3 separate regions of the Homo sapiens genome follow, and regions 1 and 2 are each linked to region 3. The links are chromatin contacts, found by Hi-C or POLR2A ChIA-PET in ENCODE. All regions are on one chromosome and are shown on one strand. The core of a region is the stretch at or near the end of the contact, and the rest is flanking DNA. Distances in the headings are between cores, read along the strand shown.

Region 1 (2,700 bases), core at 182-2,681, 340 kb before region 3:
ACACCTGGCTAATTTTTTATTTTTTTGTACAGACAGTCTTGCCATGTTGCCCAGGCTGATTATTCATATCTTTTTAAATGTTTGCACACATTAGGGTTTTCAAACACATATTAACAGTAAGGATGGCTTACACTCAGAAATTTCAACATTACAAAACAACATTTTATAACAAGCCAATTGGATCACACATTTCCTGAAGGAAGGGGCTTTTGTCTTAAACTGCTGGTATTCTTCCCGGAGTCTGGCACGTAACATCGGGTACACAAATATTTGACTGGCAGGAGGGAGGGAATGGGGAGAATAACACAACAGGGTCAGCAAAAGCTGAAGAATGGAATTTGCCACAATATATTTTCTTGGAGGATAGGCTGGGCAAGTGGGTTATTCATTTGTTCAAACCATCCTGAGATTTATTTTCATGGTGATGGTCCAAATGAAGTAAATTAAAAATAGACCACATTACCATCAACAGCTTTTCTAGCATATTATAATTCAGTAATAGTGGTATTTTTCACTTTATATAAGATTCACTGTGATCATGCAGTTAGGATTACACATCTTCTGGAATTTCAAAAGTAATCAGGCAGTAATATAAACTAGTCTATCCTGATTAAAGCCATATATCCAAAATAACTTCTCCCCCCCCACAAAAAAAAATCCCTGAACTTCATTCGAGAGAAGATCTAAAAAAGTTAACTGATTTTCATATTCAGGAACAATCTTCGTGGGCCTGGATGTAGCCAAAATGTGAAAAGGATGCTAAATTGCTTATCACTCACACTGAAATGGATAGCATGAATGTAATTTACTTATTCCTGGTCATTCAATCTTATCCTAACAATGAACCTTTACGTAGGTTCAATATCATGTATGTACAAAAATCTGAGGCTACAAAGCTTTCCCTAAAATTTTGAAATTAAGGGGGGAAAATCTGCCCCAATTTCATATTAAATTTAATCTTACAGTATATCTACCTATCTCTTGATAAATTTATTAGAATTAAAAATGTCTTCTAATTCTAGTAACTGTTAGAAGCTAAAAGTTTCCATATAATTTGAATTTTTGTGTTTGATTATTCTTTCCTTAAGAATATGTAAAGATCAGATCTCCTGTTTTAGGATCATGTAAAGACATAAGAAAATTGCAGCTTTGAAATTTATATGGGTCAGTAACCATGCACACAAAGAGAAAAAACTGAAGACCGTGCTCTTCAGTTTCAGTAACATGTCTGCACCTATTTTCAAGATTAGCTTCTCAATAAAAGTAAGGAAAACGATGACTCATCGTCAGCCATGCATGCTATAAGGAGACAGCCTCTACTCTTCCATAGCTCAGTTTTTCCAAACTTACTGTTTTCCTGCACCCTGGCCACGAAGCCTGTGAGAGGTATCTGTGGAGTCAACTGAGGCATAGGGGGAGGGGGTGGAGCAATAGAAACTGGTAGCAACAACACAGTATGGGGGAAGTAAAACAGATAAAGGAAAGAAAAGGAAACAAACAAAAAGCAGAAGTCAGTTACAAGGACCACAAACATAAGTATGCAAAGAACAGTTTGCAAATGAAACAAAACAAAACAAAAAACAAAACAAAAACCTGCAGAACCTTGGAGTACATTTCCCACAAGCAAACCTAAAGGCCAAGTTGTGCTTAGCCAATTAATTAATTTTATAAAAGAACAAATATACTTAATTCAATCCTAATGTTACATTGTTTGGGGAGGATTTAAATTTACCATCACATTCACTTTAGTAAAATAAAATTTTCAAATTCTAAGGAAAGACTTCTAAAATAGGTAACAATGAAATACCTACATAGGTTTCCAGAATATTGTGTCTTTGCCATAGCTATAACAGGTTTGTCTAGCTTTAAGGTAATGTTGTAAATTAGGACCCAAATAAATAAAACAAATATATAATAGCTATTTATTTCATATATCAATAAAAATATTAATCACAGGTTTCCTTTAAAGACAGTTCTTATTATATATCTAAATTCACACACAGCTCTCCAGGAAAAACTCTTGTTTGTAAAACAAGGTTGTTATTTTTTTAAGTTGGCAATTTTATGTTTAAAAATATCAGTCCTAAATTTACAAGGGAATATATCATGTTAATCAGTCAGAGTTTCATGGGATATCTCAAAAGTGACCTTTTCATCACTGTTCTGAAAAAGGAAACCTGATCTCCAATAAGTTAAAATACGTAGTTCTTTGCATTAAAGTAATTTTTAACAACTCATTGGATAGCTTGAAACACATTCATATGCATTTGTGGAGATGACATAATTGACAGGAAATTAATACCAAATACTCATGTATTAAAAATTATAACATACACTAGAAGTAAACATTCATATGTTTGTGACTTTGTCTCACTTTAACAAGACAGTAATTGCCAAAGATTGCTTAGAAAAAGTCAGTAGGACTAGATAGCAAAATTTAGTCTATCGGTAGTCACCAAGTAGTAACACTAAATTGATAGAGAAAAACAATTTATTGGTTACCAAGGATTAATCAAAAGGTTGTTTCAATTAATCCAACATGCAAATTCTGTTGGTAAGCATAAAAATTTGAAAGAAGTTCAGTGTTCAAAGAAGTAACAAAGCAATTATGTGCATTAATATTCATTGTATAGCTAAAGATAACATTCAATTCACTATGAAAGCAATCCTATTTCATTCTAATACTCTATAGAAGGCTCC
Region 2 (2,700 bases), core at 138-2,637, 400 kb after region 3:
ATAATGAAAAGTAAGCTAGATAGACTTGACTGAAGTTTCAAGGGCTATCTGATGAGAAGTGGAGGTTGTTTCATTGACATTATTCTCTAAGGTTAGGAATGGACTCTACAACATTCATTCAATTAATTCATTCAGCATACATTTATTTAGCACATATTATGTGCCATGAAGTACTCTAGATACTGAAGACATACCAGTAGACAAAACAAAATATCCTTGCCTTCATGAGACTTCTAATAAAGTAGTAAAATATATAGTGTATCAGAGAGTGGTTAAATCCTATGCAGAAAAACAATGTAAAGAGGTCTAGAGAATGCTGGAGGGATTTGCATATTTCAGTAGAATGGACAGGGAAGGCCTCTTTAAGAATGCAACATTTGAGCGAAGACCTGAAGGAGGAGAAGCCATTGGGATATCTTTTGAAAGGGCTTTTCCAGCTATTTAACAAATTAATTTCTTAACATTTGAAATTTTATTTATATGTAGTCTTTAATCAAATATCCATTGTATATGACATTAGCTGCAGGTATAAGGAAATAAGACAAGAGAACTGAGGTTTATTGAGTGCCTGCCATGTACCAGGCACTGTGCTAAGTATTATGAATGAGGTTTGGTACCTTCACTAAGATTTACAACTTAATGCAGGAGGCAAGGTGTAGACATACACTTCCTGCAGTATGGGTGTAGCAGTTCTTATGAGGAAGGAGAGTTGACTTGAAGTTGCACCGCCAGAAGTAATGCACCTGACCTACCTGAAGTCTACGCCTCCCTTTCAAGATGAATTAGGGTGCAGAGGGTGCTCTCCACTATAACAGAGGGGAAGCCAGCAAGATAATACCTGATCACACCTTTTATAGAGCACTTTGGTTAACAACATGTCTTCACAAATTAACTCACTTAACCTTCATAACAATAAGAAGCAGATGTTCTAAGAAGTGTTACTGTGTCTCTCAGAGATGGAGAAAGGCTAAGAAAGCTGGGTAGTATGACAAGGCAGTTATAAGGTAGAGCTGGACCTAAATTTAAGATAATCTGCTTCAAGCACAGTGCTTTTCCCACCGCAGTGCAGCTGTTATGAGCAGCTGCCGAAATAAAACAGCTTGATATTCTCCTGACTGAGTCCTCCCACTGACTCAAAAGGAGGGTTAGGTTGAGGCTGGGGCGGAGCTAGACCTCAAGAAGAAGCCAACAAAGTCACACACAGCGCTCCCCACCTGCGCTTGCGCAGGGGAGGAACACGCAGTCCGGAAAAACGCCGGGGATTCTGGGTCGCGCAGCCGTGGAGCTACCTCAAGGCGGAACTGGGGAGTCCAGGGCTTCGGCAGCCTGAACACCCGGTGTGAAAGGAAGGTGGCAGACGTGGAGCGGCGCGCATGCGCAGCAGCTCACTCTGCTGAAGGGCTGAGAGGCGCACCCGGGCGGCCAGCTGGGCTCGGAGCGGAACGGGGTCAGGATGGACGAGGACGTGCTAACCACCCTGAAGATCCTCATCATCGGCGAGAGTGGGGTGGGCAAGTCCAGGTGAGGCGGAGGTGCGGGTCGTGACGAGGGTGGCTGGGCTCTTTCTGCCCCGGTGGCTGCTGTCTCCTGGGCCGCGACGGGAACTGTAAACTGCAGCGGCGGGCTCGGGCCGGCTCCGCTCGCGCCCTCCTCGGCCTCTGGGCCGCGCTCTCCCGCGACGTTTGCTTTCCTCTCCCCACCCGCGCCTGCCTGGTTCCCGGCCTTTGCCAGGCCCAAGTTCTCTGGGTCGCTCTCCCTCCTGTAGCGCCGAGAAAACACCATTCCGAGGGCCGCCGCTCGGCCGGCAGGTTTGCTGCGCGGAGCTCAGGGCGTGGCGGGCTGGTTTGGGCCCGAATCCGGCCGGGGGCGCCTTGCCTCGAACCTCTCGGGGTTCAGGCTGCCTGCCACCCCGAGACCCGGGAGACATAGCTTTCCCACTTGAGGGTTTCTGTGGGGCCTTCTCTAAATACATAATGTCCTCGGGAAGTTTCGTGACGCCTTAGGTCCCATTCCTGGCCTGTTTGGGCGCAGCTTAATGTCGATTCTTTTACTTTTTTATTAGTCGGCTGTGAAAGAACTGGATCTTGTGACTGCTGGAAAATTTCGCTTTAGTGTAAGGTCCGAGTGCTTCAGCCGTGGGCCACCTTTGAAAATAAAATGTAATTGTTATTTCTCATTTTGCCACATCCTGTGGAGACAGAAGATTAGTGTTGTGCTTTCATTTTTTACTTTTTCCTTGGGGAAAATAATATTGACAGTGGAGTTGAGTATAAGGTAAGACATGGATCTAGGTGGATGTTGCTAGAGGGCTGTGATTTCATCCAGGTCTTGGAAGAGAGTTCTCCAGCTGATGTCATTCTTGCCATCTGATTATGAGTAGGTTATGTTCAAGGCCGTCCTGATCCTTAAACCACATTTGCACTCCAGGGGCTGTAATCAGTTTCATATTTTAGCTATACCTTCTGATACACGTATCTTTCAAATAATTTTTTGTATTTCATAAATTGAAATAGCCTTAATTCTACAAACTAGAATGAAAGCTCTCCTCAAATAACTTGTAAAAGTCACTTCATAAAGTCTTACTTTTTAAAAGCTTCTTCAGAATTTGAAAGCTTATGTAATATATTCTGATATTATTTACTTATTTATTTATTTATTTTTTGAGACGGAGTCTCGCTCTGTTGCCAGGCTGGAGTGCAG
Region 3 (2,700 bases), core at 112-2,611:
GGCTCCCACCACCATGCCTAGCTAATTTTTGTATTTTTAGTAGAGACGGGGTTTCACCATGTTGGCCAAGCTGGTCTCGAACTTCTGACCTCAGGATATCCGCTTGCCTTGGTCTCCTAAAATGCTGGGTTTACAGGCGCGAGCCACCACGCCTGGCCTCTACTGCCACTTTCAATGGTCACATATTATCATGCACTGACATTTATTCACAAAATCCATTCTATGGGTTCTCCTTAATACACTGCTTAAGCAATGCTGAGAAAAACAAATTACTTGTATATCTATTTCCTAAAGGCATTTTATTTCTTTTTCTTTTTGAAAGATAGGGTCTTGCTCTGTTGTCACTGACATACCTCACTGCAGCCTAGAACTCCTGGGCTCAAGTGATGCTCCTGCCTCAGCCTTCCAAGTAGCTGAGACTATTAGAGTTGGGGGGGGGGGTCTCGCTATAATGCCCAGGCTGGCCTTGAACTCCTGGCCTCAAGCAATCCTCCCGCCTCAGCCTCCCGAAGTGCTGTGATTACAGGCGCGAGCCACCGCGCCTGACGAATAACAGATTTTATAGAAATAATTTTTAACCCAGAAGTTGCTATATTATGGAAACTGCTTATCTCATTATGCACCTTTCCATAAGTGTATGACATTGTATCTTAAATGTGTACATTAAAAATAAAACGCTGTACGTGCTTTTGTTCGTTAATTCACTTTAAAATTGTCACTTAAGTGCTCTCTAAGGGATTTCGGGGGGATCGGAAACCAGCTAGAGTTCTGTTTTTGTTTTTCTGCTCAGAAAGGCGGCCTGGGCGCTGGAGCCCTGCAAGGTGTCACCGTCCCAGGGGCTACGGAGCCCGCGGGAGGCTGATCCAGGCCCTGGGTGGCTCCCACAAAAGGGGCCCCTCTTCCTGCCCGCCTACTCCAGTGGCACTCAGTCCGGGCTTGCGACGCCTATTACCTGTTCATCTTGTCTCTATCGTTCAAGCCATTCTTCCTGAGCAAAAGGATCTGCTGCACTTTCGCCACATTACCCGCGCTGGCAGCTTTGTGGATCTTGCCGAGATCTCGGTCTCGGACGTGGTAGCCGGGCTGCGAGTAGGCGCCCTCCCCCGGCTCGCCCCCGCCTCCCGCGCTGCTCCTCTGCCGCCGCGCGAAGGAGCCCAAGGGCGACTCGCCCTTCTTACTAAAAATCTTCTTCATGGCCCAGGCGACCGGGCTTCAGAGACACCTCATGTCTCTCTCGGCTCTTAACGGCCTCCGGAGCCCAACATAACAAGTCAGCCCCGGCTGGCCGCAGCCTCCCAAAGGAAACTCCGCGGTTTCCAATCTCTCCCTCCGGGTTACCAAGCAAGCGATCCCGCTAGACACAAGTGCGCATGCGCACCTCAGATGGCAAGGTCCACGCGCGTGCGCACGAAGGCCCAGTGGTCAAGTGTGCTCCATGCGCATGTGCAAGGCCCAGACCTCGCAAATCTCGGCGACTGGGACGAGCCCTGCGTTCCTGTCAAACAAATGTCGGTGGGAGTCTGGCTGAGTGTTCAGGACGTTTGCGAAAAGAAGCCTCGCGCCTGTGGGGAAGCAGCCTTTACGCATGACTGGGACTGGAGTAGCGTGGAGTTTTAAGATGCTGAAAGCCTCTTCTCCGAGAAAACTCCCCTAAGAAACTCTCTGAATCTCCCTATCTCTCAGTTTATTCCCCTTCCATGTCCCTTTGGGTGCCATCTGGTCTCCATGAGAACTTAACAGATGCAACAACAGAGGGCACAGGATTTCGGAGATCGTGGCATATGTGTCAAGTGCAGAGGGCACAGGATTTCGGAGATCGTGGCAATATGTGTCAAGTGCAAACTTACGAGGAGAAACCAATGCACATTCTCCAGAAGAAATGAGAACGCATTTCTGCATGCCTCCTTCCCCCACCCCTCTGCCTTTGGCCCAGCCTTATGTTTTATTTTTTGCTTTTGATTTTCCAAGGTTACATCTCTTTCTTCTTTTTTTTTTTTTTTTCCCCAACAGAGTCTCGCTTTGTCGCCCAGACTGTAGTGCAGTGGTGCAATCACGGCTCACTGCAGTCTCCACCTCCTGGGCTCAACGATACTCCCACCTCAGCCTCCTGAGTGAGTAGCTGAGACTACAGACGCAAGCCACCACGCCCGGCTATTTTTGCATTTTTTGTAGAGACAGGGTCTCACCATGTTGCCCAGGCTGGTCTCCGACTCCAGGGCTCAAATGATGCTCCCATCTCAGCCTCCCAAAGTGCTGGGATTACAGGTGTGAACCACCACGCCCAGCCTAGATTGAATAATTTGACAACAAATTGGAATTAGCAACGCAGACGTCAAGTGGAGTCTCAGCAGAAATTGCTGCTGGAATGCACCTCCATAGCTCTGGACAGCTCTAGGGTCCCTTGTGGAGGAGGTGGCTGGCCCCAGAACAGGCGTCTTTATTGCCAAGTGAGAAATGAGCAAAAACAAAACAACACTTCTCAGGCCTCTCCAGCTTAGCTAGATCAAATGGTTTTGATGTGGGAGAGTGGTTTCCACTATCGTCACCAAGAATTTTCCTCCTACACTACCCCAGCTAGAAAGTTATGTTGTCTCCTCAACACTCCCCAAGGTGATCTATGAAGCTAGTCAAGTCCCAGCACTTTAGGAGGCCGAGGTGGGTGGATTACCTGAGGTCAGGAGTTCGAGACCAGGCCAACGT

What was found. A loop is a pair of places that touch in the nucleus more often than their neighbours do. ChIA-PET counts read pairs that join two places held with the same protein, here RNA polymerase II (POLR2A). Pooled maps may share reads with other maps.
Region 1: a pooled map shows a loop between it and region 3 (2.8-fold over the local background). The contact joins the enhancer-like site here to the promoter of ANKRD26 in region 3. A Hi-C loop is called at or near these places in 1 of 168 maps with a recorded cell type or tissue (colonic mucosa) and 6 of 50 pooled maps. POLR2A ChIA-PET finds 5 or more read pairs at or near these places in 1 of 52 experiments (activated naive CD4-positive, alpha-beta T cell).
Region 2: a map of B cell shows a loop between it and region 3 (22-fold over the local background). The contact joins the promoter of RAB18 here to the promoter of ANKRD26 in region 3. A Hi-C loop is called at or near these places in 3 of 168 maps with a recorded cell type or tissue (B cell, CD4-positive, alpha-beta memory T cell and naive thymus-derived CD4-positive, alpha-beta T cell), 1 of 37 single-sample maps with no recorded cell type and 15 of 50 pooled maps. POLR2A ChIA-PET finds 5 or more read pairs at or near these places in 1 of 52 experiments (naive thymus-derived CD4-positive, alpha-beta T cell).

What each region holds. Positions count from the first base shown.
Region 1 is chr10:26,754,305-26,757,004 of GRCh38, forward strand. ABI1 (abl interactor 1) reads right to left here. Exons shown (of 11, transcript NM_001012750.3): 9 at 1,351-1,437. Among named protein-coding and RNA genes, the nearest start is that of PDSS1, 58 kb to the left of the region's middle. RefSeq lists enhancers at 1,234-1,353, 1,444-1,503. Within about 2 kb of position 1,432, at least 5 of the 41 ENCODE cell types and tissues checked have a DNase peak (open chromatin) inside an H3K27ac peak, as active enhancers do.
Region 2 is chr10:27,502,917-27,505,616 of GRCh38, forward strand. It overlaps RAB18 (RAB18, member RAS oncogene family), which reads left to right and starts at 1,388. Exons shown (of 7, transcript NM_021252.5): 1 at 1,388-1,521. The coding sequence starts at 1,454. It overlaps LOC124902399 (a long non-coding RNA gene), which reads left to right and starts at 1,529. Exons shown (of 2, transcript XR_007062097.1): 1 at 1,529-1,808; 2 at 2,063-2,176. RefSeq lists enhancers at 1,084-1,353, 1,464-1,523.
Region 3 is chr10:27,099,133-27,101,832 of GRCh38, forward strand. It overlaps ANKRD26 (ankyrin repeat domain containing 26), which reads right to left and starts at 1,362. Exons shown (of 34, transcript NM_014915.3): 1 at 953-1,362. The coding sequence starts at 1,194. RefSeq lists an enhancer at 799-858 and a silencer at 1,029-1,208.